Linked DNA regions of Homo sapiens: regions 1, 3 and 4 are each linked to region 2. The links are chromatin loops, found by intact Hi-C in ENCODE. Cell type or tissue: A673. All regions are shown on one strand. Region 1 holds the start of RGS17 (regulator of G protein signaling 17). Region 2 overlaps LOC105378066 (a long non-coding RNA gene). Region 3 has its middle 100 kb from the start of RGS17. Region 4 has its middle 82 kb from the start of OPRM1.

Region 1 (8,000 bases), 180 kb before region 2:
AAAGGATTATTTTAAGGTTTTCCATAAAAATATATTTGTCTGAGGACCCTTGACACTCCCTTGGAAATGTCATATAATTTTACGCCTCCACAATGCATTCACACTTACACTCTAACTATACCAATCAGGTGAAATAAAATGCTTTTAACATCACATAGCATTATTCTCAACCTCTGGGTATATAGCGGTCCTTCGATTTGCCCTCTTTGGTAGTGCAGTATTCTCAGTGTTAAGTAAGCAGAGTTGGAGAGTATCAGAAACAGGATTCTCAGCAGAAATGTGGTTGAATGGACTCCCAGCCCTCTTGGCATCGTACCTCATCATCCATGCCTACCTTCCTTTTCCAGGAAAGCCCATGTATTTTAGCAAACGGACTTCTGACACAAAGGCCATTATCTCTACGGCTTTAGATTAAAAGGTAAAATCTTTCTTAGACTTTACTCTGCAAGTCAACCAGAATTTTGATCAATTCAGATTTAAAATTTTCACTTTTACTTGGCTGTTACAGTAAGATCAAACGGGTAAGAATATATATTTCTCCTTTTCTTCAAAGACCGTGGCCCTCGTGGTAGGAAATGTTAAGGAAGGTTTATTATTATTATTATTTATTATTATGCAAAAGTATAAAATGGTCACAGGAATAAGGAACTTAGACCTTAAACATGATGAATTCAAATAAATAAGTACCTCAGAGGAAGAGCCCTACAACCAAAGAGATACCTATTTGAGAAGGAAATGCTGTTTGCCTTAGAATGAACAGGATAGTAAATTAACTCTCCTTGTTAATTCCCTTCCGTGGGGACTAAACGCCAAGGAGTAGTTGCGGAACTATAGCAAAAAGGGTCGAAATCAATCAGCATAACAGACACCTTATGTTATTTGTTCTGTAAATTCGACGGTTTTCTTAATCGTTCAGACTAATTTCAGGAGGAAGGATGAGTGCCCCTGGCTCTGAGATCACGTGTCATTGCCATGGAGATTTATCTTATTTAATAAGTAATACCACTCAATCTTTTTGTAATAACGAACACTTCTTTTCTTGTTACCTCAAACTAAATAAACTACTCTCCTATGGTGGCTCTAAGTGCGGGTTTCAAAAGACTATAAAAACTAGTGAATAAATCCAGTCTCCCATGAGTGTGCTAATTACTGTTTTAGTTCATGTTAACAGAAGAAATGGCTTAACAACAGTAACAACTGGAGGAGGTCAAACTTCTCATTCATTTGTATTAAATCACCCTTCCATTAGATAGGAGTGCTATAATGCATATTTCTTGGATAATACTCTCACTACAGAAGACTTCGGAAACAAGTACAATGTACTTTAAATGTTTCACGGTTTGCAAATTATTTCGTACACGCAGCGTCTGGCAGTTGTGAATCGAGGAGGAAAGCATTATTTTCCACTACACTAATAAAAATCAATTCTCACGTCTTCAATTAAATGATTTTCAGAAGGGTTCATCACCCGGAAAACCAGTATGTATGAACGCCGGAAATGCAGATGGCACCCAGCCTCAGAACTGCTTATTCTAGATGGGAACCAAACTAAGATTTCTCTTTATTATTTGTGAAAGCCATCCCACGCTGGAGAGAATCTCGCCGTAAAACAATTTAAGAAAAGAAAGAAATAACTCTGAAGAGTGTGAAGTTCTCCAGACAAATCTTATAGTGAATCTTTTGAAAGAAGCATTTATGGAAAGGTCAGGGGAGGTCAGGAGAGTTATGCCAGGAGCCAGGGTCAATCGTCCCCGGGCGACAGGGGTTCTCCCACGTGAACCGACGTCCCGGGCTCCGGGCGAGGCGCAGGGCTCAGGGCGCAGGGCGGGTCCCGTACGCAGGGCGGGCGCGCGGGCATCTTTGTGGCCAGGCGACCCCGGCTCGCTCTCCCGGAGCCCAGGGACTCCCGAGGCTGGCGCGGGCTGCCCGCGACAAGGTGCCAGCAGCCTCGGGCTCGCGAGGAGCAGCTCCCACCCGCGGCTTCCGAGTCCAGCTCTGTCCCTCCGCCATCCCCTAGTCCTCCGGCATTTATTCAGGGAGACAGGGAGGCAGAGAGAAGAGGAGAAAGCGGCCGTGTCTGCACCCAGCCTCTGCCGCAGCACTCGATGAGGGACAGCAGGGAGGCTGGCGGGGAGGCAGAGATTAAACTATGATTCCATCGATCACGGAAAGACCACCATCACCTACAGCAAAGGAGGCTCCGATGCGCCCACCCGGGCAGCGACTCGCGGTTGGTGGGCGTTCCTCGTCCTCGCCCCCTCGGTGGCTGTGGAATCCACCCCGCGCCGCACACGCCAGGACTCCCTTTCCTTTGACTAAGGGGAGGGGAAGGAACAAAAGAGACCCCCCACCCCCTATACATACATACACATACACACACACACACACACACACACACCCCTCCGGTATTTTACTGCTGGTCAAAGGATTCATTTTCGCAACCTCTTCTTCGAACACCTTCCCCACCTGAGCAGTGCATTTTCCCAAAGGTAAAGAGAGATAAGGGAGGAAACACAGCACCCAAGGTGATCAGTCGATTGGACACTGTTGATGGCACATTCTCCTCGTTCCCAACCAACCGCACAAAACCCGCAACACCTCGCGTCCCCGCGGGGTCTCCCGCGCCCCTGGCCCGGCCCTCCCGGCCGCCCCCAGCAGGCGCCCCGCTCTCCGCGGGAACTCTGGGACCTGGCCGAGCGTTCCCCGGCGGGCAGGACACTCGCCCGGTTCCCTGCAGCAGCTGAGGGCGGCGAGCGGACCGCGTCCAGGCAGCGACGCGGGATTCAACTTCCCGGACCCGCGGCGCGGCCCCCGCTCCCGCTCAGGGCGCCGCGGCCACAGCTGAGACCCCAGCGCCGCGCAGCCGCCCCCGCCGGGGCATGGGCGGTCGCGCTCTCCGCCCCCTCCTTCCTTCACCTCCCCCCTACCTTGAAAAAAATCCATCCATTGGTGCAAAGCAGACATTTTGATGTCATTTACTTAGCACCGCTTGTTTTGGAGGCAGCGTCTTACCCGGTCGCCTGGAGGTGTGGGCAGCGCGCCGATGGGTCCGGGGGAGCGGGGCTGGGCGGCTCGGTCCTCTAGCGGAGCCGGTTTGCTGCCATCCGCCCAACTTCAGCACCCAGCGGGCGAGGAGAGAGGGAGAGCGGCGAGGATGCAGAGGAGGGGGAGGGGGAGGAGGGAGCGGTGGGCGGGGAGGGAGCGAGAGCCGCTCGGCAGCGCGCATGCGCCTCGCGGGCCGGCGCAGCCCCTCGCCCGGCGCGGCCGGAGGGGCAGCTTCCCAGCCCCTGCGCGCGGCCGCGAGAGTCCCGGCCCCGCCCCCTCCCCGGGCGGCCCCCGGCCCCGCCCGACCTCGCGCGCTCGCCTGGGCGCGGCGCCCACCGTGCGGAGGGGCTCGGCCGGGACTCTCGGCTTCGGTGACGCCCGTCCGGAGCTTCGCGGGAGGCCCGGAGTCCCGAGAGCTTCCCTGGGTGACAGCGGCTCTCCGCCCGGGCCCCTGCAACTCCACTCGCCCGTAGCCCGCGCGCTGCTGTCCTGGGCTGCGCGGGAGCCTTGCACCCAGGAGCCGGCCTGCCAGGCACAGCAGCCTGCCTGCTCCGGGTCCCGGAGGAAGCATTCCCTGCGTGGGGGTTCAAGGAAGTGTGAAGTTAAGCAAGTTTTGCTTCCCGAAGGACTTTATGAAGCGTCCTTTACTTTATTGACTTCCTCGCCCAGAAAGAGGACCTTTTCTCCTAAGAATCAGTGCAGGTGCTCTCTGGCCTAGCCCATGCCAGCTGCCTCAGGCGCCCGGACCACTCGCTGGAGCAGAGTTTTGAGTGAGAAAAGCCGATGACAAGGCAAGAGTGGAGAATTATTAACGGAGGTGCTGATGCTTGGGGCCTAGAGCATCCTTAGGGGACAGCTTGGTAGTTACCAGGTCTGATAATCGTTCTGTGCCCAAGTGGAGCCCAGCTTGGTAGGGAAGGAGCTTGGGATACTTAATGCAACCCGAGCGCTAGATTGCATCTCCAATGATTAGACTAAAGTGTTTGTGCGGAGGAAGTGGAGAAGCAGTGTCTTGCTCTTCAGATACCACATCTGTGGGAAGAGGAGGGAGTTCCTGCAGGAGTGAATGGGCTTTTTTTTCTTACACCTAATTAAAACAGATTACTTGTAAATCTGTGTGAGTTCCCCTTCCTTGTGTGTTCATGTAAGCAAGCGTTGTGTTATTTCAGCCTACTGAACTCTCCTGTGCCTCCATCCTCATAGACTCACGGGTACTTGGGTTAAATATGTCTCAGGGCCTCCTCCAGGGCCTCCCATGGCTTTGAGTACTAGTGCTCTTCAAAGTGTCTTCATTTTTGTTGGATTTCACAGAAGTATTTGTCTTTGTCTTCCAGGCTGCTATAACAAAATACCATAGACTGGATGGCTTATAAACAACAGAAACTGATTTCTTACAGTTCTGGAGACTGGGAAGTCCAAGATCAAGATGTAGGCAGATACCTTATTTGGTGAGGGCCCAATTCCGAGCTCATGAACTGCTGACTCCTTGCTGTGTCTTCACGTGGTGGAAGTGAGCAAGGGAGCTCTCTGGGGTCTCTTTTATAAGGACACTAGTCCCATTCATGAGGGCTCCACCCTCATGACCTAACCACCTTCCAAGGGTTCCACCTCTTTATATCATCATCTTGAGGGTTAGAATGCGAACATACGAATTTTGGAGAGACAAACACGGCTAGTCCACTGCAGTATTGATTCGCGGTGGATAAAGATAAAAGTTCTTCACCAAAAATGATTTGAGCAGCGTTGAATCCTATATAACTTTCAGATTTATGTCTTCAGTCCTGTCCTGGCCTCACACAGAACTCTTATGTCCTTCACTACCTTTACATCTCCACTTGAGGAATAATTGTCGTAGCTGGTATTTATTGAACAATTACTACATGCTAGGTACAGATCTAAATTCTCCTCATATTTCGTATTCGTTGTTCACAACAACCCTACAAGGTAGATACTATTATTATCATGGTTAACAGGCATCTCAGAAGCGGAACTCCGGATATCCACCCCCTCCAAACCTGTTCCTCCTCAAATTGTTCTACTCTGTTGTTCATTCCAAAAATTTAGAAGTCATCCTCGTTTTGTTGCTTTCTTTCATCCCCGCACTCAATTAATTAGTCATGTTTTCTTCACCTCCAAAATATATTTCCAAGGTATCTACTTTGCTCCCTCTCTACTGCCATAACCTTAGTCCAAGCTATTGTCATCTCTCACCTGGGCAACCACAAAAGCCCCTATTCTGTCTGCTCATTTCTATCCTCCACAACCCCGAACAACACCCTCCTAATGAGAGGTGACAGCGTGCCGGCAGTCCTCACAGCCCTCGCTCGCTCTGGGCGCCTCCTCTGCCTGGACTCCCGCTTTGGCGGCACTTGAGGAGCCCTTCAGCCCACCGCTGCACTGTGGGAGCCCCTTTCTGGGCTGGCCAAGGCCAGAGCCGGCTCCCTCAGCTTGCAAGGAGGTGTGGAGGGGGAGGCGCGAGCGGGAACCGGGGCTGCGCGCGGCGCTTGCGGGCCAGCTGGAGTTCCGGGTGGGCGTGGGCTTGGCGGGCCCCGCACTCGGAGCAGCCGGCAGGCCCTGCCGACCCCGGGCAATGAGGGGTTTAGCACCCGGGCCAGCGGCTGCGGAGGGTGTACTGGGTCACCCAGCAGTGCCAGCCCACCGGCGCTGCGCTCGATTTCTCACCGGGCCTTAGCTGCCTTCCCGCGGGGCAGGGCTCGGGATCTGCAGCCTGCCATGCCTGAGCCTCCCACCCCCTCCATGGGCTCCCCTGCGGCCGGAGCCTCCCCGACGAGCGCCACCCCCTGCTCCACGGCACCCAGTCCCATCGACCACCCAGGGGTTGAGGAGTGTAGGCGCAGGGCGCGGGACTGGCAGGCAGCTCCACCTGCAGCCCCAGTACGGGATCCACTGGGTGAAGCCAGCTGGGCTCCTGAGTCTGCTGGGGACGTGGAGAACCTTTATGTCTAGCTCAGGGATTGTAATACACCAATCGGCGCTCTGTATCTAGCTCAAGGTTTGTAAACACACCAATCAGCACCCTGTGTCTAGCTCAGGGTTTGTGAATGCACCAATTGACACTCTGTATCTAGCTACTCTGGTGGGGCCTTGGAGAACCTTTGTGTCTAGCTAAGGGATTGTAAACGCACCAATCAGCGCCCTGTCAAAACAGACCACTCGGCTCTACCAATCAGCAGGATGAGGGTGGGGCCAGATAAGAGGAGAAAAGCAGGCTGCTGGAGCCAGCAGTGGTAATCCACTCCGGTCTGCTTCCACACTGTGGAAGCTTTGTTCTTTTGCTCTTTGCAATAAATCTTGCTACTTGCTCACTCTTTGGGTCCACGCTGATTTTATGAGCTGTAACACTCACCGCGAAGGTCTGCAGCTTCACTCCTGAAACCAGCGAGACCACGAGCCCACCCGGAGGAACGAACAACTCCAGACGCGCTGACTTAAGAGCTGTAACACTCACCGCGAAGGTCTGCAGCTTCACTCCTGAGCCAGCAAGACCACGAACCCCCCAGAAGGAAGAAACTCCGAACACATCCGAACATCAGAAGGAACAAACTCCAGACGCGCTACCTTAAGAGCTGTAACACTCACCGTGAGGGTCCGTGGCTTCATTCTTGAAGTCAGTGAGACCAAGAACCCACCAATTCCGGACACACTAAGAGCTGAAGGATCTTTTAAAAACAATCAGAGGCCGGGCGCGGTGGCTCACGCCTGTAATCCCAGTACTTTGGGAGGCCAAGGCAGGTGGATCACGAGGTCAGGAGATCGAGACCATCCTGGCTAATACAGTGAAACCCTGTCTCTACTCATACAAAAAATTAGGCGGGCATGGTGGCGGGCGCCTATAGTCGCAGCTACTCGGGAGGTTGAGGCAGGAACATGGCGTGAACCCGGGAGGCGGAGTTTGCAGTGAGCCGAGATGGCGCCACGGCACTCCAGCCTGGGCGACTGAGTGAGACTCTGTCTCAAAAAATATAAAAATAAAAAATAAATAAAAACAATCAGGTTGTGTCATACCCTTTCTTAACACGCTCAAATGAGTTTTTTTTTTCATTGCACTTCAAACACAATTTGTAATTCTTAAGACAGCCTGGAAGGTTCTATATAGTATTGTCCCTAACTAGTTATCTTATACCACGCTTCTGTAGATCATAGCTAGTGTGTTTTAGCCATGTAGACCTGCTTATTTGGGTTTCTTGAAGAAATCTAACTTGTAATATTTGCTGTTCTTTCTGTTGGGAATCCTGTGCACCAGATCTTTGCATAGCAGACTCCTTAATATCACATAAGTGCCTCCGGAAATATCACTTTTCAGAAGGCTTCATCTGACCACCCAATCTAATCTGCCCCAGCGAGTTCTTTTCTGTTGGATCCCCTTATTTCATTGTCTTTAAAACACTTCACTATCTGAATCAGCTTGGATTCATTTGTTTGCTTATTCATTCTCCTCAGCCCCTGCTAAAGTAAAGAATCTCAAGAGCTTTGCTTTCACTTTTCAGTGTTTTATCTCTAGTGCCCAGAACAAGATTTGACACATAGTATATGCTTAGTGAATGAAGGATGGATTGAAAAAATAACAAACTTAGAAAAAGTGTTCTTTATTGTTTGCTGATGCTTCTTCTTGGATCCTAATTGCCGCCTTTCAGAATCTGTTGCTTTTCAGAAGTGAACAGATAGACCACGTTGTTTCCTCTGCCCAACCTATCACAGATGGTGCCATGATAGACTACACTGTTTCCTCTGCCTAGCTCACCACACATGGCTGCATGCAGGGGTGCTCCTTTAAACTAGATGATAGGGTAAGGTTCCCAGAACCCACTTTTAAAACAAGCATATTCAATAAAAAAGGGACCCTTCCATAAATTCTTATAATGGCTATTTGGGCAATTTTTATATGACAACTTGGCTATTCTGCTATTCATTTAATTGCTTAAGCCAAATGTAAC
Region 2 (8,000 bases):
TGTAACTGGCTTTCAATATGAAAGTTTTCATCAGTAAATCATCCCACTTTTTGCTTTGATGAGGATTAATCTTGCAATTTTAACTTATTGGCGCCAATTTTTCTTTCTCTGAAACTTCCTATAGAGTTAAACCTTCAAGCTCCAGTGAAGTTGGCTGACATTTCGTTATTTTTGTGTCTCATCAAATTATTTACCTTGCCAGGCATTTACCACCCACTCTTCTTCTGTAATTTCAATTCAAATTTATTTTAAAGAACAAATGTCTTGCCCTTGCTGATGAGAAAAGAACATTAGCGGGGAAACAGAGGAGAAAAACATAAGAAACTCATTAGAAAAAGAGGCATCATTTTTGTCACACCATTTGGGATATCATAGATTTGATGGGGAGGCACTGATGGAATATCCAAGCAAGTAAATCCAATTTTTAGAGGGTGCAATGCTCAGTTCTGCAAGGATTCTTAACTCTCATCTACTGAATTATGGCATCACATTTGTCTTGCCTCTGCCAAGAAATTCACTTGTAAATATTTCTAATATATACATACCTTTTAAGATAGTTCAATTTTTTGAGGCGCGAGAATGTCCTCTATTTCATTATGTTTATTTTTGGTCTCTCATGATGAAGCGAGTTGAAGCTGGCGTGCCTGGATGTGCTGCATAGGCGTAGATTACATGCACATTCTCACACTTCCTACTCCACTTTGCTTCTTCCTTCTGCCCCTCCACACCTGGCTGCCACCACCACATGCCCAAACAACACAAGGAAACAGTCTAAAAATGACCGAGCTATGAGTTTTTATATTAAAAGTGCATGGAAAGTTTTGAAATCATTAGTGCGATGCCACCTAATACTTTAATGTATCACAGCAATTATATTTTCATGCAAATTTATTAAATCACAACATATTCCAGACAACCTCTCCAAACTAGGTAACTAAGGTTAGTTTGAGGTCCTTAAGGGGGATGTGCGATGCAGTGTCAGAATGGTCTCTGCGTTCAAAGAGACCTGGGACAAAGTGTGCTTCCCCACTTAGCAACCTCGTTAAGTTATCTTACGCAAAGTTTAGCTGGCACATTTGTAACATGTCGATAGTGACATTTATCAAATAGGATTAAAGGGGACAGGTGTATAAATCTCTTTCCTTTGAGAAAATGGCAAAACCAAAATTGTCTTCCTAGTTTTATGTGTGGTTTTTACAGCAGTGACAACAAAATCATTGTTGGCTATGTGAACATTAACTCCAGGTCACACTTGCTCCAACAGGAGGCTTAGCAGGGGTCTTTCCATTCCACTGGCAGAAAGGAATGATGGATAGCAGGGGAAATAAAATACATGTGTAGATCTCTGCCTCATCCAAATATCCTGCTGAAATACCAGCACGGGGGGAACAGAAAGAAATGAGCCACCAGGCAAAGAGCTCAGGAAAGGAAGCAACAGTAAATGAGAAACATCAGTAAATTTTTAGAGGCTGAGAAACAGATGTATTAGCAGTCAGAGGCTTAGCAGAGCTGAGAAAGCTGAAATCCAGGGCAGCAGAAGAAAATACCATTTAGAAACGAGCTAATTTACAGAGCAGAACCCATTAAAGGCTAAGGAATTAGAAGCTCTATAAGCCTCAGGATGTGGAGGCAAGAGCTGGGGTGAACACTGGGAGGTTAATTGTGTGTCTCCATAAGAAGCCCTTAGACCCTTTAGAAGAAATTCTTCTTCATCTGTGCTTAATAAAACTACCCCTGTGACATTTATTCAATGCATAACTAGAACTAGAGGGAATAATGACAGAAGGAAGGGTAGGAACTAAGGTATCTTATTAGAAACAGAAATTAGATAGAAGTTTATGTACTTTATACCCCCTTCCACTGTTTCACTTTCTAAGAATGTTGAAAATTCTTTGTAAAAGTTTAGTGGCTCAAAGAAAATACCTACAGACATTGCTTTTTGGAAGAAGCCAAGTGTAACATTTGGTTCTTGCCCAGTTTCCTTTGGTTAAGCCCACTAGTTGACCACCTCTTGCTCCAGTACACAGAGATTTTTAACTGGCTTTGTAGTGCCTAATGAATAAAGAAAGTAACTCTTAAGGAAAAAAAGGTAATTCATGGAAAAGAAAGCATCAAAGAAGTGATAATATCTTCCAAGAGAAGAAAAAATCTAGGCACCCACAAAACAACCACTAGATGCTTTTTCCTGGAAAACAGACAAAGAAAGATCTCATAAGTGTCGCCCCTCCCCCTTATTCCTATGAATGTAGAAAAAAATCAAGTTGGTGAAATTTTTTAGAAAGAACAGGCAAATATATAAAAACTGCAGAAAAAAAGACAAGACAATTAGAGGATCATTGCAGGAGAGTCCAACATCCAAACAATAGAAGTTCCAGGAAAAGAAAACAGAATTTTTCTCAGAAAAATTCAGAACCTTCTATACCTATCAGAACCTTCATCAGAGCCTTCTATACCCACCACCATTGAAGAGTAGGCCCCTACCATGCCGAGAGTAACAAATGACCTCCTGAGGAGTTTAAACTCCATCATTAGCCTTCAATACAGAAACTGTGCACTGATGTTTCAGCTCACCCTTCCAGCAACCCACAAGTAAAAGTGGGGATCTTATACTCTCATCAGCAGGGGTCAACAAGGTATCATAGAGTGGGACTAAACAGCTTCTGTAGATCTCATTATTTCCATGAACGAGTGTCAACAAAGGAATCCAGACACCTGTTCTTTCCTTTACCCCAACATCCAAAGCTTCACCACTATCATCTTCCTTGAATCCACAGTGACTTATAAATATTATTACACCTTTTCTTCCTTTTAATGTTAATCATCTCTCATCTTTTACACTAATTTTCACAAAGGTCAACTATCCTCTGTTCTACTCCTTTTCTCCATTCTTTCAAAAATTCTGAAAGCTTTTTCACGATTTCATCTAGATATTATGGCTCATCATTATCAAATGTTATGTATGCTCTTCTCTGATTACAATATGCTCTTCCTCTGTAATTATTTCACCTTCTTGCTCTAACAGAATTCTGAGTGTTCTGACTACTCCACCTTCTTTGCAGCCCTCTTAAGTGGTAACTTTTATATTCTACCCAAGGGCATGTGTTGAGGAAATGTCCTTATTATTCCTCCTTGCTGTTTTCAAACCATTCTCCTTCCCTCCTCCCTAAAATCCTCTGTCTTTGAATATCATCTCATTAGATTGTATCCTCAACATGATTATCATCTAAGAGGGTCCTTGTCTCATTCTCACTGATTCCTTGATGATCCACATTTTTATTCCCTGTCACTCTTTCTGACATTACTTCTGATTTTCTTCCTGTTGATTTTAAGATACACATGGATAATATTTCTAACACATTGGCCTTTTTCTTTCTAAGACTCCTCTGCTTCAGTAATGTTACCCTTCGCCCTCCCTCAGTCATAACTCTGGTGGTCGTATTCTAGGATTTTTCATTGTCAATAACTGCAACCCCTCCATAATTTCAGTTTTATACATTTCTTGCTGACTGCCTCCACTAACATTTCACCTGACTTCATCTGACACTTTAACAGTCTTTCAACCCTACCAGGACCTCCAATTCTTAGGTCCTCCCTCATTTTTATTCCCTAACATTCTATTTTTTTTTCTTTATTCATCTGAAATTCCATGGTCAATCACTGCAGTCACCCTTGACTCTCTCAATCCCATTCTTCTCCCTGGTTCTTGTCGGGTAAAATCTCAAAAATGACTATGTCAGACTTTCTGCCTATACCATGCCTGCCCCTATGAATGTAGCTGGAGTTAAATTCACAGCTTTATTATTCTCGTTTTAAATCAGAACCAAAAACTTCAACCTGTTTTTAAAACTGACCAGTCATCATACCATATGCTCAGGAATCATACTGTATTACTGTAGTATACTTCATGCATTCTCCCACTCTCCCAAAAGATATTTCACATTTTTTTCTCTGCCTTCTGAACTTCTAACGTCTCTTCCTCTATCTCTCCTCTCAGCTGATCACTGTACCTCCTACTTTCCTTTAAAATTTGAAGTACTGGAAGAAAATTGCTACACATTGTCATCTCCACATCTATCTGCAACCTATGTTAGTAATCCTATATTCTGTTTTAACCCATTCCACAGCTTTATTAAGCACCTCTGAATAAGCTAGGGCATAGAGACGCAAACATGAATCCAGCATGGTTCTTGCCTTCACAGAGTGCGTGGTCTCAATATCTGGTCCAGCAGCCTTCAGGGAAGGTAGAATTCAATTGTCTTTCCTCTGGGGAAAAGACAACTTTATTACCTCTGCCCTGTTATTTACTGAAGGTTTAGAACTAGCAAACTCCTCTTTCAACTTTTATCCACCTGACAGCAGAGTGGAGAATTAAACAGCACATAATTATTCAAATTAGCAAGTATTAAATTCAGCTTATAATAATAAAGAAAAAGAGCATGGCACTGCTGATTACTGCAAATGATTAAGACTTCTGAGTAAGCGATGAGTGCTTGTACTTAAGGGCCGGCTGGTCCCATGGTGATGGCACAGTGCCATCTGCTGGAGTGCCAGTCCTGGCTCAAAATGTGATCCAACCAGAGAACGTGCTTCAAGAGTTGTGTAATTGGACTGACAATTCTGTTTCTGAAATCATGTCTAATTACAAAACTACTCAAAGATTTAACCTTCCTCAAGTCAGAAAAGAGGTTCAATCTGAGAGAAGAGACACAGTGTCCTGATATGAATCATAATGAATGTATAATTTTGAGAGCTAAAAGGGACTTTTGAGATCAGCTGGACCAAACTATTCAATCATTTTATAGATGAGAAGAGTGGGGTCCAGATGTCACATATGACTTCTCAAAGGTGATATTATAAGCATGGGATGGTGCTGGATCTAGAACTCTTAAATCAGTTATCCTTCTTCCACATGTATATTTTGTTCCTTATTTTCTACACTCAGCCGGCTGTTTTCTGTTAGGTGCTATATTATGTATTATCTAAATTATATTTATATTTCTTAGTATTTATTTATTTATAATTTTTATTTTACTTTAAGTTCTGTGATACAGGTGCAGAACATGCAGGTTTGTTACATTGGTATACGTGTGCCATGGTGGTTTGCTGCACCCATCAACCCATCATCTAAGTTTTAAGCCCCACATGCATTAACTATTTGTCCTGATGTGCTCCCTCCCCTCCCCACCACTGACAGACCCCAGTGTGTATTGTTCCCCTCCCTGTGTCCATGTGTTCTCAAATAAGTATGTATATTAAAAACTTAACTTCTTTATAAATGGATACGAGAGGTGTTCTAATTCAATTTCAGTTTTCATTTTACTGATGACAGTTACCTAAGGAAACGTTCACATTTCCTGACTCCTAGCCAGTGCTCTTTCTCCTATTTCAGTGTTGTTTTAAAAGACTATCTCAAACACAGACATGGCTGGTTAATTACAAAACAAAATAAAACGAACAAAAAGCCAACTAAATTGCATACCTTGAATTTCTGACAGCTTATAATAGCATTATTTTTAGTTTTTAAATAAAAATTATTATAGTTCTGAAAAGCTGTGCTCTCTCACAAAAGCCAGAATATTATAAATTTAGTTCTCCATTAATGCCTGGAAAAATTACTTCTTGCTGGTGCCAAAACCATGCTATAGTGACATTAAATGACAAACAGATGTTTTTGTATTGTGTTGTTCAAGAACCATGTTAATGAGATGAATATACTTGGAAATTTGGAAATATGCAATCAGATATGTTTCTATCTTACTAGATCTTACTTGTAAATGGGTTTGTGGAAATAAATTCAGATGCTATTTGAAAAGATGTGTCTCATGAGGTAATAAATATTTCTCTAGTAGAAAAGCAATATGGAAGGAGAAAAAATACATTAAAGTAATGTTTTTCCCAGCCAATAATTTGTAAAACATATATTCTTATTATATACCTTTCATAGGCAAACAAATCTAATTTTAAAACTAGTGATATGAATTTGTTTATTGGACAAGTGTTATTTAATTCCTATCACATGTTGGGCATCTGCCCACAATGCTAGGTGCTGCCATCACACAAATAAAAGAGCCCAAGAACTCACGGTGTAGGGATATAACACCGTGTCAACCAAAAAAAATCATTTGATGTTTTAAGATAATAGAAAAATCCTTCCTCATCCTGGATAAGAATCCTCTCCTGGTTTTCCTTCTGCATATCTCTGTTTTACTAAAGATATCTTTCATGAAATAGGCTGGCTCTAAACCTCCAGGACATGTTTGAGACACAAAAGGAACATAAAACGACTTTCCATTTTTCATTCAATATTTGCATATATTCATCTATCATTTATTTTTACAATTATCAGGGATTTATGATGGTTGCTTTCTCTAGATCAATCTGGACATAAGTAATCTTTGTAATCGTTAGCTTTTCTTCCACTATTACAGCTATTTATATCTCTTGTAACACTCTTTCAAGAATCAATGTGGTACAGTATGCTACTCATTTTATTAACAAATTAGAGCCTCTATGAATACTTTATGATGCCAGTTTCGCAAATCTATCCATGACTAGATGTGTCCCCAACCAACCTTTTGGTTAAAGTCTCTTTTTAACATTTGAATGATTCTTTAAATCTGGTCCTCATCTTGTCACCTGTCAGCTGTTCCACTGGACACATTACAGTCATAAGTCTTATTTTAAAAGGTAGGCAGAGTCAGGCGTGGTGGCTCATGTCTGTAATCCCAGCACTTTGGGAGGCTGAGCTGGGTGGATCACCTGAGGTCAGGAGTTTGAGACCAGTCTGGCCAACATGGTGAAATCCTGTCTCTAGTAAAAATACAAAAAAATTAGCCAGGCGTTTTGGCACTTGCCTGTAATCCCAGCTACTTGGGAGGCTGAGGCAGGAGAATCGCTTGAACCCAGGAGGTGGAGGTTGCAGTGAGCCGAGATGGCACCAGTGCACTCCAGCCTGGGAGGCAGAGTGAGACTCCATGTCAAAAAAAAAAAAAAAAAAAAACCCCAAAAAACCCAAGGTAGGCAGCATCAAAACAAAAAAGTAAGGTAAACCATAATACTTAAATACACACGAGACCATTTTTTAACCATGAAATTGCTGAGATAATAATTTTCTAGGTAGACTTCTATATTTTGTTTTTATTGTTAAGTCAATGTAAGATTGCAATAGAATGCCTCTTGACTGGTAATGGAGATCAATATTCAAACCTAATACTTAAATCCCAAGTGACAAGAAGATGACTAAAAATAACACAGGCTGCAAAAGTCTGAGTCATATAATGTCACTGAAGGGAACAATCAGAGGTTTGGTGAAATAGTATTTTTGTGAAGCAGTCTATTTAAAATGACCTGATGGTATTTATAATACTGAGCCGATCATCTCAAAAAATGATTCTCTAGATTGAATAAAGAGAATGTATTCAATATAAGAGCCAGTGGAGTATAGACGTTAAAAACAGAGGTTCTGGAAGAAATTTCCTAGATTTGGGTGTGGGCTTTTACAACTACTGACTAGGTGATCTGGATCAAATTATTCTGTACTGAAGTTTTTCCATCAATAAAATCTCAATCACAATAATCCATACTTCATAACTTTCTTGTGAAGGCCAAATGAGTTAGTATGTAGAAATCACTCACACCAATGCCTAAAATGCCCAACAGGATTATTTAATTGTATTCACCCTCAAAATTTTGCAGCAGTGTGGACCTTAGCAGTAGTTAATGTTTTATGAATTCATATGATTTTTAAACATAAATAACAAACAAATACACAAACATGAAACCACACAAGTAAGCCTCAGTGATCCTAAAACTGGAAAACATAGAATCTTATTCCTACCCATGTGTGTGAGCTATCTAACCTGCCTTAGTAAGATAAGTTAGATAGCTTTCAGTAAGCTATCTAACCTATCTTAGTAAAATAAGACAAAAATGTCCTTGTATTAGGGATGGTCTAAGGAGAAAGTTCAGTCATAAGTATAAAATGTTAGAAAATGGATTCG
Region 3 (8,000 bases), 81 kb before region 2:
CTGATCGGTCATGGACCAAGCCTTTATTTGCATAGGGTGTAACCAATTGGAGGCCTCTAAAAGGTACCTAAGGGTGTTACCAAATTATTTTAGTCTAATAAAAACCCCAAAGAACAGTGCAATCAGGGCCCTTGAACTGCTTGCTGTAGCCCATTCCCACTCTGTAGAGTGTACTTTTGCTTCAATAAATCTGTGCTTTCCTTGCTTCGCTCTTTGTTGCTTTGTTTGTGCATTTTGTTTAATTTTTCGTTCAACAAGCCAAGAACCTGAACAACTCGCAGCCAGGACTTTCCATCTATCTTTCAACCAACGTTATCTATCTTTCAACCAAAAAAGTACCATGAGCTAAAATAAATTAGTCCTAAATACACAGATTTGTTTTAAATTCAACAACATAAATGTCAAAAATTATCCCAAAAACCTATACAAGTAAAATATTAAGATAATAATAAAAATAGGGCTTTACTCAATTATGTTTTGGAAATAGGCAGAAGTGAAATAATTTTTGCAGGTGTAGATTCTGTTTTCAGGTTTGAGATTAATATGGTCTTGCTTATATTAGAGGAATGTTCATATCCTCATCAGAGCCTTTCCCACAAATCCCTGATTGGTTTAAGAACAGTAGGAGTTTGCGTTTAGTAGGGTTTTGCAATATGCTGGGGACGAGAGCCCTTGATACTGCCCCTCTTAAACTGCAGGCGTGAGTGCATTTCTGGCACCTACCACGTGGTTCTTTGAAAAAGCAAGATCCCTGGGAATATACATCTCAAATTCCTTTCTAAAATATGACAGGTTAGTGAAGTTCATTTTCATGATCAATGTCTTGCTAATGTTTTGAGATTTTATGGACAAAGAAAAATTTACAGATGTATATGTATTTTGCTGCCAGTAAATGAACCACTTTTAAAACAGTACTCCTTTGAGTTTTTTATTGGTCTGAAACACATGCAAATAGTTAATATATTAATATTTTATATACCAGTGCTTTTCAAACTTTAATGTGCCTAAGAATGACTTAAGGATTTGTTAAAATGTAGATTCTAGTTCAGAGATCTAGATTCTGCTGTTCCAGGGACTTTGAATAGCAAGGATGAGAGCGATGACCAAATTCAAGTGTAACTGAAAATGAAGACTTGGAAATGAAGAGCCTTATGAACCAATATGAGAGTTTTTAACTCTATTTTGAAAGCTAAAGGAATTTGATCTGTCATGACCATATTTTTATTTTAGAGAAATCACTCTGGAAGTTGTTTGAGTATGTATTGGAGGGGAATTGGACTAGAGCCAGAGAAACTACCTAGTAGACAAAAAGTAATCTAGTTACCCAGGTACAGCCCGATTAAAGGCTGCAGGTCCAAGGACCACAGAGAGCCAATCTATAGATGACACTAAACTTGACAAAAATATAGTGCCAGTTAAGCCAGACTTTCACTTATGGCCTTAGGTAACTGATGAAAAGTAAAATGATCCTGCTTCTTGCAACATCGGCTATAGATTTGAGCACAAAATAGGACACCATGTCTTGTTTCTCCTAACGTATGTCTTGTTGATTTTTGTTGGAGGTAGAGGTGAATACTATAAGGGGCAACTTAGACCTCGTATTTGACCACAAGACCAGCCAACTGAAGCCTCTTGAAGTTTGAAGTTTCTTTTTACCATCTGTTTCCTTCTAAACTGGAATAATGCAGGAGGTAGTATGGTAACATGGAAGTGAACTGTACTTTACCATCTAAATATACCTCCTGAGATACGGCATAGTTCATGAAATTGATGTAGTGAAAAAAGCCACTTTTAGTATATCCAAGTAAAGTATCTAGATGCCCAGTAAATACTAGTGACTAATGTTATCTGGTAATGAATGAAGAAGACTTTGAAGTAAAACAGAATTCCAAATAAGTAAAAATGCAATGTTCTATCACTAAACATGATCAGTCCTTTATTTTGGACATAAAGAATATGCTAGACATATTCTAGCTGGGTTCAGTATGCCAACAAAAAATGGAGGTTGAACCAACTGTTTAGAGAGTATTTGTTTGAAAAGGGCCTAAGTAATGGCCTTGTATTTTCACTCATATGTATATAACTGTAGGTGGGATTTTGAATACATTTACAAGAAATTAAACAATAAAAGAAATCAGATAATGGAAAAGGGAAAGTGTTCATTATAACTCCCTTTATCTGGAGAGTCTTATCTAACACATATAAGTAGGAGTGTCAAGGAAATACTTTTATTTGAATAGACATTTTTGAATTAACTCTGGATGTTTTTCTCTTCCTGGTAGTCTGATTCCTCCTCTTGCACTCTTTCCACTATTTTTAGTGCTAGTGAAGAATAGGCTGGGGTGTCTGTGTGTGTGTGTGTGTGTGTGTGTGTGTGTGTGAATGATTCTGAGGTAGGAGAAGGTTCTGATGTACGGGAAGTTGTTATCCCTCAGGAAGAGAATGTAGACATCTTTCATGGGAAAAACAGAAGAGTGAAGGAAATCCATACAGCTGATATTAAAGGGCTATACTTAGTTTCACATTTAGGGATTTGCGGGGGGAGATCACTTCGCAGTGTGCAATAGTGCAGCCATAGTAATTGAGAAGTGGTGATAGTGCATTCAGACAGAAAAAGAGCAGAAGTTGAGCTCCTCCATGCATGTTCTGTCTAAGCTCCCATGTGGCCCAGAAGGCATTTAGAAATTCCCAGGGGGGTAGGGAAAGAAGATGAGTTTGGAAATTTCAGACCTATTATTGGGCTTCTACAGAAAGGGGCAGTGTGACCTTAGGACAGAAACAAAGGTTCAGGGCCTAGACAGAAGCCACACTGAGAATATGGCCAAGATCATGGTGGGCTGAGTCAGGAAGGGGACACTATGCTCTGAGCTTACTGAAAAGAACAGACCACTAGATTCACCAACTCTTGACTTCAGAAGTGGGTGTCAGCAGGCACCAGCAAGCAGAAAGGAAAATGCCATTGTGTTGCAAGGGCGAGAGGGCACTCAGAACATAGGACAGTATCTTGCACATGGCTCCAAGGGCCTTGCCCCCTTCTGCCATGATTATGTATAAGGATTCCCATATCCAAGTACCATCTGGAGTTGGAACTTAATATAAGGTGTCATTACTTTAAGAAAATGGTTACGTCTTAAAAGTAACCATGCCTTACATTGTTTTAAATAAAGAAAGAATTGGTTATAATTTCTTTGCGCTTTACTTGATTAAAAGCTAAACAAATGTGACATTTTACCTTTCAATTTAAGCAGTGTTAGTTTTCTAACCTTGGAATTTAAAAAAAAATTCAATTTAAATTCAAACTGCTCATTACAGAAAGTTAAGAATGATCTTCTCTAGCACAGTAGTCAGTATTTTATCATTATTATGCCTATCTTACATGGTAATGAAAGTTGTCGAGCTTGTGAAATAGGATATAATGACTAGGGATATTAAAATTGATCATATTTCTCAAATTCATTAACAATTAGATTCTTGACAATGCCTTTAATTATTTTCCTTCTGTAGCATGTTGGCTTGGGTAGTTTTTACATCATGGAGGGCATAAAATGTTTTAACATGTTTCAGGAGAAAGTGGTTTGCTTGTAATTTGTATCTTCCTCCATGTGTACAACTTTAATTTTGACATGGATATGGTCCAAAGATACATGAGAAGGGTGGACAAATGATTCACTTTTAGAGGTTTATAAGACTACTCCTTAGTTCACTGGAAAAACTCATTTGCTAAATGGACCCTCACTGCTCTGTGAGATGTTTACTTTGCTCTTATGTAAGTTCAGACTGCTTCGTTCTTCTAGCATTAACTTAGTTTTGGCTATTTCTTCTTATCCCTTTTCATGGTATATAAATGCTCAGCAGACACTTAAAATCATGTGAAAGACAAACCAAACTACTTTTATTTTAAAGCTAATTTTCTGAGTGTAATTTTCTTATCTGTGAAATAAGAGTTGCACCATAGAAAAATATTTTTTTAAAAAAATGAATGAAGCAAATCTGATCACTTTAATCTCTTTGTTGTTTAAGGTTAACATTCCCCTAAACACCCTGAAATGTAAAAGAAATTTTAAACAAATTGAGGGTACTCTCTATATTTCCTTAATTAGTATATTTTTGGAAAGAGTATGCTGTATACTGTTTTTGTTCAAAATCTTTTCCTCAGATAAATAATAGGGACATTGAATAGAAATAAAATGATGCAGAGGGTAAAAGGCTATTGTGAGACTTTGCTTTCTTTCAACAATTAATATATATGTTTTCACATTCAGTTGCGTTTGGTGATTACAACAGAGAATTCCTTGAAAATCGCAGAAAGATCAGTACCTGTCACATGCTAAATGTGGTATAAATTATGCCAGCTGCGTTTCTAGGCGCCAACACCAGACGGCGCTAAAACACTGCAGTTAGTTGCCTGCCTGCCAGTCGAGGTGATGTTCACACTTCGTTCTACGCACAACGCGTGTTCTGTACATATTGCTAAACTGAGGGATGGGCAGAGAAGGGCAAACTGTAACTACAGTTTATTTTAGCTCATGTTTAAATACAGGATATACTCTGTTTTCCTTCTGTACAGGAGAGGGAACTCTTCACAGGTGAGCTCAAGAATGCATTTCATTACCCTTTGTCTCTTGTTCTTGTTGGCAAAAATCAGTGGTTAGGTGCCTGAGTGTGAGCAAAGAAATAACTGGCTATATCCGTCTAAATTAATCACTAGTAAGGAAAATTAGGGAAGTTACAGGAAGTAAAGACCCTCAGGCAAAGGCTCAGGGATAATTTAGAAAGAACTAGAAGGGTGCATGGTGGGAGTGTAGTGAAGAAGCAAACTTGATTTTTGAAAACCCAGAAAAATATAAGAACTAGTTTTCTTCTTTTTCCCTGATGCTATTGCCTTTCAAAACGATGAAATAGTAAATGGTAAATTTTGAGATTGCATGTTATAGTCAATGCAAAAGTTTTTAAGAAAAGCAGATATACTTGCTGCTTCTTGAGTTAGAATATAGAATGAGAGATCTAACACAGCAGTGGCTGTGTTATAGATAGAAAATGTGATGGAAAGCAGTTGCAAAGCTGGGCATAATTCCATAAAATTTTTCTTTTTTTAAGATATATTTGCTAGTAAGGCAGTATACACACAACAGAGCACTTCAGTTTCAAATTATGTTAAAACATCTATGAAGTAGTCAGCAGTATCATAGATTTTTTGCTTCTGCCATTCAATGAGGCCCTGTCATTGACAGAGCTTGGTGACTACCAATTGTTGATGTTGATGGGCTATGCTGGGGCTCTCAGGAGAGCTGGGGTCTCTGTTCTCTGAGGTTTTCTAAAATTCTGAGATCATATGGTTTCATAACAATGAAAATCACTTGATAGCAGCAATGGAGTTGTCGTTATGAATACCGATTTGTTTAACTGTTAGTTGTGAACACCTAGGAATGAATTTGCTTCTTAATGGCCATATTATATTGGACATTCTCAGAAAAAAAGGTTTTTAATGAAGAAAATAAAAACCAAATTTCAAAATATACTACAATTATATTTTCTATTCATTAGACAAAATAAGAGAAAATGAAAAAACCATAAATTGATGACTTTAAAACTAAAAATAGGTTATTTATTCTTAAACAAGAATTTATTTCTTCTTTAAGAAATATAATAGCTGAGAACCTCAAAAGAAACCTACACCTAAGGAATGATGTGAAGTAATAGGTACCTATGACTTCTAAACTTATTGTGTATGAATTTATTCACATCTATCATCATTTATACAAAAAACACTTAAAATTTCACAATCTCTCCTGTTCCCACAATTTATAACAGAAAAAAATGAGGAAAACAATTAATAGGAAAAATTACTGTTAGACAATACAATACAATACAATACAATACAATACAATACAATACAATACAATACAATGCAATGCAATGCAATACAGTACAATGCATGCTTCTGCAAATTTTGTAGAGAACATATGTGATGACAGCACAGCAGTTAACTTTTGTTAAGATTAAAACAGTCGTGGTGCGGTGGCTCACACCTGTAATCCCGGCACTTTGGGAGGCCGAGGTGGGTGGATCACCTGAGGTCAGGAGTTCGAGACCAGCCTGGCCAACATGGTGAAACCTCATCTCTACTCAAAACACAAAAATCAGCCAGATGTGGTGGTGGGCGCCTGTAATTCCAGCTACTCGAGAGGCTGAGGCAGGAGAATTGCTTGAAACCGGGAGACCGAGGTTGCAGTGAGGCCAAGATTGTGTAACTGCACTCCAGACTGGGTGACAGAGAAAGACTCTGTCTCGGAAAAAAAAAAAAAAGATTAAAACAACACAATTGTGATTTTGCGATTTGATAGTGAAGAGAGATTTTCAAATTTATTCCTCAGTTTTTTCTGAAAATGAAAATGTTGTATAACCACTTAACAATTTACCTATTTTCAGGAAATAATATTCGATAAAACGTTATACCATCACTGATAGGAAGGAAAAAAAGCATTCTTAATTTGTTTTTTGTTAGTTGACTTGTTTTTTTTTGGCGGGGGGCACAATTTCTTATGACAAGACTTTGAAAAGATCAAGATCTTCAAGATGGCTTCAAACTTATCAACTTGTAGGTATTCTTGTAAATATAAAGAGAAATGTGAAAGTAATATGCTTCAATAATCAAATTAAATTAGCACAATTGCAATTTTTGTTTGAATCAAGATGGCTTAATAGTTTTATGAGGCTACACATTATGGAGAATATATTTTACTCTCCTAAGCCAAGAGAAAACTTCAGGACCAACTAAAGTGTACCCAAATATGCATTTATCATATTTTATTTGTCTATATTACTCTTCAATATAATGGTTTTATGATGTAGAATATCTTGATATTTTATACCTTTATCAGAACCTTTATACATGAACACAAACTGTATACCTACATCTTTAGATTTTGGTACTAAGACAAAGGGGTCAGTTACAAGTGTCTGAGAGTTGTTTGGTTGGTAAAACTTCTAGAAGATAGTGAGTTCTGAGAAAATCATGGTAACAGAAAGTAAAACTTGCACATGTGGTGTTGTGAAGAAAGAAATTGAAATGGCAGTTACCACTTAGGTAAAAGGCTAATAAACCCGATTTTAGAAGACATGAATATCTGCATTTTAGGATTCTTTTCTTGGTTTGAATAAGTGATTCGAGAATCCCAACTGGACTGTCAGAATGGATGTTAACTAAATAGAAAAGGATTCTTGAGAAAAAATGGATAATGTAACACACAGTACAAATTTGAAAAACAACAAACATTTGTGATGAAATGCAAAGAAACTGGAGCTCCTGGCTGGGCGCAGTGGCTCACGCCTGTAATCCCAGCACTTTGGGAGGCTGAGGTGGGTGGATCACCTGAGGTCAGGAGTTTGAGACCATCCTGACCAACATAAAGGAACCCCGTCTCTACTAAAAATACAAAAAATTAGCTGGGCATGGTGGTGCATGCCTGTAGTGCCAGCTACTAGGGAGGCTGAGGTAGGAGGATCACTTGAACCTGGGAGGCAGAGGTTGTGGTGAGCTGAGATTGTGCCATTGCACTCCAGCCTGGGCAATGAGAGCAAAACTCTGTCTCAAAAAAAAGAAAGAGAGAGAGAGAGAGGGAAAGAAAGAAAGGAAGGAGGGAGGGAGGGAAGGAGGGAGGAAGGGAGGGAAGAAAGAAAAGGAAGGAAGGAAGGGAGGGAGGGAGGGAGGGAAAAGAAAAGGAAGGAAGGGAGGGAGAGAGAGAGAGAGAGAGGGAGAGAGAGAGGAAGAAAGGAAGAAAGAAAAAGAAAAAAGAAAGAAAGAAAGAAAGAAGGAAGGAAGGAAGGAATAAAGGAAGAAAGAAAGAAAAGGAGAAAGAAACTGGACCTTCCACCTCCTGGGTAGTTTGGAATTGCTCAGTCTAGCATCCGATTTTGTAACTCTGATAAGTCTGAAACAAATACATATATTGATGAAAAGTTGACGATAAATAAAGCTAAAATTATCATCACATCTCCAA
Region 4 (8,000 bases), 640 kb after region 2:
AATCTAGACTAAAGCAGCAAAAAATAAAACATTAAAGGCGGGGCACAGTGTCTCATGGCTGTAATCCCAGCACTTTGGGAGGCTGTGGCAGGCAGATCATGAGGTAAAGAGATCAAGACCACCCTGGCCAACATGGTGAAACCCTGTCTCTCTAAAAATACAAAAACTAGCTGGGCATGGTGGCACACGCCTGTAGTTCCAGCTACTCGGGAGAGTGAGGCAGGAGAATCGCTTGATCCCAGGACATGGAGGTTGCAGTGAACCGAGATTGTGCCACTGCACTCCAGCCTGGCAACAGAGGGAGACTCTGTCTCAAAAATAAATAAATAAATAAAAATTAAAAATTTTAAAAATTAAAAATAAAGTAACAACATATGTGAGACAGTTGAAAATTGGAACAGTCACTGGATATTTTATAGCATTGAAGAATCGTTGGTGATTATTTTTAGATAATGTTACTGTGCTTGGGTTTAAAAAAGAGTTCTCTTTAAGAGGTGTAAACTACAGCATTTACAGAAGATATAATAAAACTGCTTCAAAGCAATATGGGAAGGATGAGATATACTTGAAAAATACTGACCATAGATTAATAGTTGAAGATGTGTAATGGTTACGTGGGATTTCAATGTACTCTTTGGTCTACTTTTACATATGTTTGGAATTCTACATTTAAAAAAATGACAGAACAATATGCTTGGGGATCTTGAAGAACAAATGGAACTTAAATTAGAAGTTAAAGAAAAGCTTCTTAGTGCAGAGTAAAGGTGTATATGTTTAAGTAGGCACAGTTCATGAAACGTAGTTTCTGGTGGCTGTTGCTTGGAGTTTAAAAATCAAAGGGAATATAAGGCTGGAATGTTAAGTAGAGATCAGGTCTTGGAGAATTTTGTATCCTATAAAATGTGGTGTACTTTACTGTAAGGGAAGCGGGGAGACATTAACAAGTTTTAAGCAGGAGAGTTAACACCAATGGAGTTGAATTCAGAAAGCTCAGGTAGCAGCTGTGAGGAAAACTGATTGAAGTGAGGACAGACAGCAGCAGAGAAAACAGTTAGAAGCCTGTTATAGTAATTCATGAGAATTTTTTTTATTATACTTTTCAGTTCTGGGATACATGTGCAGAACGTGCAGGTTTGCTACATAGTTATACATGTGCCATCGTGGTTTGCTGCATCCATCAACCCGTCATCTATGTTAGGTATTTATCCTAATGCTATCCCTCCACAAGTACCCCACCCTCTGACAGGCCCCAGTGTGTGATATTCCCCTCCCTGTTTCCATGTGTTCTCATTGTTCAACTCCCACTTATGAGTGAGAACATGCAGTGTTTCATTTTCTGTTCCTGTGTTAGTTTGCTGAGCATGATGGTTTCCAGCTTCATCCATGTACCTGCAAAGGACATGAACTCATCCTTTTTTATGGCTGTATAGTATTCCATGGTGTATATGTGCCACATTTTCTTCATCGAGTCTATCATTGATGGGCATTTGGGTGGGTTCCAAGTCTTTGCTATTTTGAACAGTGCTGCGATAAACATACGTATGCATGTACCTTGATAACGAATGATTTATAATCCTTTGGGTATATACCAAGTAATGAGATTGCTGGGTCAAATAGTATTTCTGTTCTAGATCCTTGAGGAATCACCACACTGTCTTCCACAATGGTTGAACTAATTTACACTCCCACCAATAGTGTAAAAGCATTCCTGTTTCTCCACATCCTCTCCAGCATCTGTTGTTTCCTGACTTTGTAATGATCGCCATTCTAACTGGCATAAGATGGTATCTCAGTGGTTTTGTTTTGCATTTCTCTAATAACCAGTGATTATGAGCTTTTTTTCATATGTTTGTTGCCTGCATAAATGTCTTCTTCTGAGAAGTGTCTGTTTATATCCTTCACCCACTTTTTGATGGGGTTGTTTGCATTTTTCATGTAAATTTGTTTAAGTTCCTTGTAGATTCTGGTATTAGCCCAAGAGTAGACCAATAACAAGCTCTGAAATTGAGGCAGTAATTAGTTGCCTAACAACCAAAAAAAGCCCAGGACCAGATGGATTCACCGCCAAATTCTACCGGAGGTATGAAGAGGACCTGGCACAATTCCTCCTGAAATTATTCCAAACAATAGAAAAAGAGGGACTCCTCCCTAACTCATTTCATGAAGCCAGCATCATCCTGACACAAAAACCTGGCAGAGACACAACAGAAAAAGAAAATTTCAGGCCAATATCCCTGATGAGCATCAATGTGAAAATCCTCAATAAAATACTGGCAAACCGAATCCAGCAGCAAACAGAATCCGATTGCAGCTTATCCACCGCAATCAAGTCAGCTTCATCCCTAGGATGCAAGGCTGGCTCATCATACACAAATCAATAAACATAAACTATCACATAAAAAGAACCAATGACCAAAACCACATGATGATCTCAATAGACGCAGAAAAGGCCTTTGATAAAATTCAACACCCCTTCATGCTAAAAACTCTCAATAAACTAGGTATTGATGGAACATATCTCAAGATAAAAAGAGCTATTTATGACAAACCCACAGCCAATATCATACTGAATGGGCAAAAGCTGGAAGCATTCCCTTTGAAAACCAGCACAATACAAAGATGCCCTCTCTCACCACTCCTGTTCAACATAGTATTGGAAGTTCTGGCCACGGCATTCTGGCAAAAGAAAAAATAAAAGGTATTCAAATAGGAAGAGAGGAAGTCAAATTGTCTCTGTTTGCAGATGACATGATTGTATATTTAGAAAACCACATCGCCTCAGCCCAAAATCTTCTTAAGCTGGTAAGCAACTTCAGCAAAGTCTCAGGATTCAAAATCAATGTGCAAAAATTACACCAGTAATAGACACCAGTAATAGACAGAGAGCCAAATCATGAGTGAACTCCCATTCACAATTGCTACAAAGAGAATAAAATACCTAGAAATACAACTTAAAAGGGATGTGTAGGACCTCTTCAAGGAGAACTACAAACCACTGCTCAAGGAAATAAGAAAGGAAACAAACAAATGGAAAAACATTCCATGCTCATGGATAGGAAGAATCAATATCATCAAAATGGCCATACTGCACAAAGTAATTTATAGATTCAATGTTATCCCCATCAAGCTACCATTGACTTTCTTCACAGAATTAGAAAAAATTACTTTAAATTTCATACGGAACCAAAAAAGAGCCTGCACAACCAAGACAATCCTAAGCAAAAATAACAAAGCTGGAGGCATCATGCCACCTGACTTCAAACTATACTACAAGACTACAGTAACCAAAAGAGCATGGTACTGGTACCAAAACAGATATATAGACCAATGGGACAGAACAGAGGCCTCAAAAATAACACCACACATTGGCAACAATCTGATCTTTGACAAACCTGAGAAAAACAAGCAACGAGGAAAGGATTCTCTATTTAATAAGTGGTGTTGGGAAAACTGGCTAGCCATATGCAGAAAACTGAAACTGGACCCCTTCCTTACACCTTATACAAAAATTAACTCAAGATGGATTAAAGACTTAAACATAAGACCTAAAACCATTAAAACCCTAGAAGAAAACCTAAATAATACCATTTAGGACATAGGCATGGGCAAAGACTTCATGACTACAACACCAAAAGCAATGGCAACAAAAGCCAAAATTGACAAATGTGATCTAAGTAAACTAAAGAACTTCTGCACAGCAGAAGAAACTATCATCAGAGTGAACAGGCAACCTACAGAATGGGAGAAAATTTTTGCAATCTATCCATCTGATAATTTAAAAAAAAAAAACGAAAATTGACAGGACTTAGTGATTGGATATAAGAGATCAGAAATACAGAAAGTCTAGGACAACTCCCAGGTTTTTGGTTTTGTTACCCATATGGATGGGATGTAATTAGATTAAAATAAAATTGGATTAATTTTTTCAGCTTTTTGGGGACTCTTATAATGTATCTTGAGCTAATAAGTGCTTAGATATTACAAAACAAGAACTGTGAATCACAACTAAGAGATGATTCTGACACTAGTGTCCATTAATGTGAAAATCAGCAGTCACAGACTATGGCTCTCTGAATCATGCAAACGATTCTCTATGCAATGATAACTAGACATTTAAATGTTCTGAGTCATAGTCTTGCAATCTTGACAGTGCAGACAAGAATATATGCTTCCTAATCACTTAATGAAGAAGAAAATTTTTTTTTTCTGGATTTAAAAAAGACATTTCTAACCGATGGAAGCATTTGACATTTGGTATTTGGCATTTGAATACAAAATGAATGTTATCTTTTTACCACAATTTTCTGAGTTGCTCTCTATAAAAGACTCTTTTTGTTTGTTTTTAATTTATAAAGAAAAGAGGTTTAATTGGCTCATGTTTCTGCAGGCTGTACAAGCATGGTGCCCCTGAGGTAGGAGAATAGGGCCTGGAGACTGGGAACCTGAGGACTTCCTAGAACTAAATTAAATGGAAACACTTCAGCAATAACACGAATGTGAATGGCTTTGTAACTTCACTTCATCCTCTTCATTTACATAGGCGACACACACCCAGTAACATCCTCTCCATTTACATAGGGTACATACTGAGTAAATGACTTTGTAACTTGACTTCATCCTCTTTATTTACATAGAGCATACACCAAGTAACCCATGGGAAACCTCTAGAGGGAACTGAAACTCCAGAAAATTCTGTAACCAGCGCCCTTGACCTGCTTGCTGGGGCCCACTCCCACCCTGTGGAGTGTGCTTTCATTTTCAATAAACCTCTGCTTTTATTGCTTCATTCTTCCCGTGCTTTATTTGTGTGTTTTATCCAATTATTTGTTCAAAATGCCAAGAACCTGGACACCCTCAACTGGTAACACCAGCATCTGTTCAGCTTGTGGGGAGGCCTCAGTGAGGTTTTACTCATGGCAGAAGGTGAAGCAGGAGCAGGAGCAGTGAAAGAAGGAATGAGAGAGAAGGAGGGGCAGGGGTGCCACACTTTACAACAACCAGATCTTGTGAGAACTCACTCGCTATCATAAGGATAGCTTGAAGCCATGAGGAATCCTCCCCCATGACCCAAACACCTCCCACCTCCAACATGGGGGATTATAATTCAACATGAGATTTGGCAGCGACATATATTCAAACCATATCATTCTACCCTCTCCGCCCAGCCCCGCTCCCCCCTCAAATTTCATGTCCTTAGAAGAAAACCTAGGCGATACCATTTAGGACATAGGCATGGGCAAAGACTTCATGACTAAAACACCAAAAGCAATGGCAACAAAAGCCAAAATTAACAAATGGGATCTAATTAAACTAAAGAACTTCTGCACAGCAAAAGAAACTATCATCAGAGTGAACAGGCTGATGGGGGATCATATTTCAACATGAGATTTGGCAGCGACATATATTCAAACCATATCATTCTGCCCTCCCCCCCACCACAAATTGCATGTCCTTCTCATATTGCAAAATACAATCATGCCTTCCCAACACTCCCCAAAAGTCTTAACTCATTCCATCATTATCTCAAAAGTCCCAAGTCCCATACCAAAGTCTCATCTAGAGATGAGTTCCTTCCACCTGTGAGCCTGCAAAATCAAAACAAGTTATTTATTCCCGAGATACATGGGGTTACAAGGATTGGGTAAACATTCCCATTCCAAAAGGGGGAAATTGGCCAACAAGAAGGGGCTTCAGGCTCTATGCAAGTTTGAAACCTAGCAGGGCAGTAATTAAATGCTCTAAAATAATCTTTGACTCCATGTGCCTCTGCGTGGGGGCTCCAACCCACATTTCCCCTCCACACTGCCCAAGTAGAGGTTCTCTGAGTGGGCTTGCCCCTGCAGCAGACCTCTGCCTGGACACCTGGGCTTTCTCATACATCCTCTGAAATCTAGGCAGAAGCTGCCAAGCCTCTTTCACTTTTGCACTCTGTGTGCCTGCAGGCTTAACACCACATGGAAGCTGCCCTGACTTATAGCTTGCACCCTCTGAAGCAGCAGCTCAAGCTATACCTGGGGACCTTTGAATCAAGGCTGGTACTGGAGCCGCTGGGAGGTGGGGAACAGTATCCCAAGGCTTCACAGGGCAGCAGGGGCCTGACCTCAGCAACCATTTTTTCCTCCTAGGACTCAGGGTCTGTGATAGGAGGGGCTGCCTCAGATCTCTGAAAGGCCTCTGAGGCTTTTTTCCATTGTCTTGGCTATCAGCACCTGGGTCTTTTTAGTTATGCTAATTTCTATAGCAAATGGTTACTTTGCAGTCTACTTGAATTTTTCTTGAAAAAGCTTTTTCTTTCTTTGCCACATGAGTAGCATTTTCCAAAATTTTACACTCCACTTCCTGTTTAAATATAAATTTCAACTGTAAGTAATTTCTTTGCTCCCACACCTGAGCTAGGCAATTAGAAGTAGCCAAGCCACATCTTGAAAACTTTGCTGCTTAGAAATTTCTCCCACCAGATAACCTAAATCATCACTCATTAGTTCAAACTTTCACAGATACCTAGGGCATGACTACAACACAGCCAAGCTCTTTGCTAAGGCATAACACAGGTGACCTTTGCTCCAGTTCCCAGTAAGTTCCCCATTTCCATCTGAGACCTCATCAGCCTGGAGTTCACTGTCCATATCACTGTCAGCATTTTGGTCACATTTAACTAGTCTCTGAGAAATTCCAAACTTTCCCTCATCTTCCCGTCTTATGCTGAGCCCTCCAAATTCTTCCAGCTTCTGCCTGTTACCCAATTCCAAAATTGCTTCCACATTTTCAGGTATTTTTATAGCAATGCCATAATCCTCAGTACCAATTTTCTGTGTTAGGCGGTTCTTGCAGTGCTATAAAGAAATACCTGAGACAGGGTATTTTATAAAGAAAAGAGGTTTAGTTGGCTCATGGTTCTGCGGACTGTACAAGCAGAAGCTTGGCTTCTGTAGAGGCCTCAGGGAGCTTTTACGCATGGCAGAAGGCAAGTGGAAAAAGGCACATCACATTGTCAGAGGCGTCTGAACCAGAGCAACTCCATCTTGAAGAGGTGGTGGGTAAAATAAGGCTGAGACCTACTGGGCTTCATTCCCAGGAGGAAAAGACATTCTAAGTCACAGGATGCGATAGGAGGTTGGCACAAGATACAGGTCATAAAGATCATGCTACAGTTTGCAGTAAAGCAGCAGCCAAAACCTACCAAAATCGAGATTGCAACAGGAGTGACCTCTGGTCATCCTCACTGATACGCTCCCAGCAGTGCCATGACAGTTTACAAATGCCATGGCAATGTCAGGAAGTTACCCCATATGGTCTAAAAAGGGGATGCATACATAATCCACCCCTTATTTAGCATATAATCAAGAATGATAAAAATGGGCAGCCAGCAGCCCTCGAGGCTGCTCTGTCTGTGCGGTAGCCATTCTTTATTCCTTTACTTTCTTACTAAACTTGCTTTCACTTTATAGACTCATCCTGAATTCTTTCTTGCACGAGATCCAAGAATCCTCTCTTGGGGTCTGGATTGCGACCAGTTTCCAGTAACAACATAGTGAGAGCAGGAGCAAGAGAGCAAAAGGGCACATATTTAATAGTTGTTTTCTTGTCTGTTCCTATGGGTTTGGTGTAAAAGTGTGTTTTAAACATTAAATTTATGATTCTAGCCATTAAAAGAGATATGTGAAACAGTAAAGCAGCATGAGTTGCTAAAAAGGTCTTTAATAATACAACTATTTCCATTCCCTGGTTTGATGGGTCCAGGAAAGGGAGAAGGGAAAGTCCAGGATGTATCTTGAAGCTACATTCAGATAAAAAGTGTATTGTTTATATTAGAACAGATGTTTATCTGTGCTGCTTTCCAAAGCTAAGGGAAAGTAAAGAAAGCTAAAGCCCAAGCCCACATTTGGTCACCAAGGAAGGTCTTCAAGTTCAAAAAGCCTATTTGCCTCAATTCACTGAATCTGAGAGGGTGGGGGGCTGGCACTGTCTTTAAGTAGTTACCAACCATTGCACCATGGTTC

What was found. Hi-C counts contacts between places; a loop is a spot of excess contacts. Peaks named below come from ENCODE experiments on the same cell type or tissue, not always from the same donor. Only the 100,000 strongest peaks of a DNase experiment are listed, where the experiment ranks them.
Region 1: a loop joins it to region 2, with 4 times the contacts of the local background. A loop is called at or near these places in 2 of 110 quality-filtered maps.
Region 3: it touches region 2 in a loop (10-fold over the local background); 13 of 110 quality-filtered maps call a loop at or near these places.
Region 4: it touches region 2 in a loop (3-fold over the local background); 3 of 110 quality-filtered maps call a loop at or near these places.

Annotation. Positions count from the first base shown.
Region 1 is chr6:153,128,112-153,136,111 of GRCh38, forward strand. It overlaps RGS17 (regulator of G protein signaling 17), which reads right to left and starts at 3,171. Exons shown (of 5, transcript NM_012419.5): 1 at 3,013-3,171. RefSeq lists a silencer at 3,053-3,102. In A673, no CTCF peak of the experiment used is centred here; a DNase peak (open chromatin) is centred at 3,170; H3K4me3 peaks cover 2,348 bases; H3K27me3 peaks cover 2,693 bases.
Region 2 is chr6:153,308,294-153,316,293 of GRCh38, forward strand. The region is part of intron 5 of LOC105378066 (a long non-coding RNA gene); the gene reads right to left. Among named protein-coding and RNA genes, the nearest start is that of RGS17, 180 kb to the left of the region's middle. In A673, a CTCF peak has its summit at 4,564 (motif pointing left); DNase peaks (open chromatin) are centred at 1,558 and 4,538; H3K27ac peaks cover 3,562 bases.
Region 3 is chr6:153,226,851-153,234,850 of GRCh38, forward strand. No RefSeq gene overlaps it. Among named protein-coding and RNA genes, the nearest start is that of RGS17, 100 kb to the left of the region's middle. In A673, a CTCF peak has its summit at 4,380 (motif pointing right); a DNase peak (open chromatin) is centred at 4,411.
Region 4 is chr6:153,952,938-153,960,937 of GRCh38, forward strand. No RefSeq gene overlaps it. Among named protein-coding and RNA genes, the nearest start is that of OPRM1, 82 kb to the right of the region's middle. In A673, no CTCF peak of the experiment used is centred here; no DNase peak of the experiment used is centred here.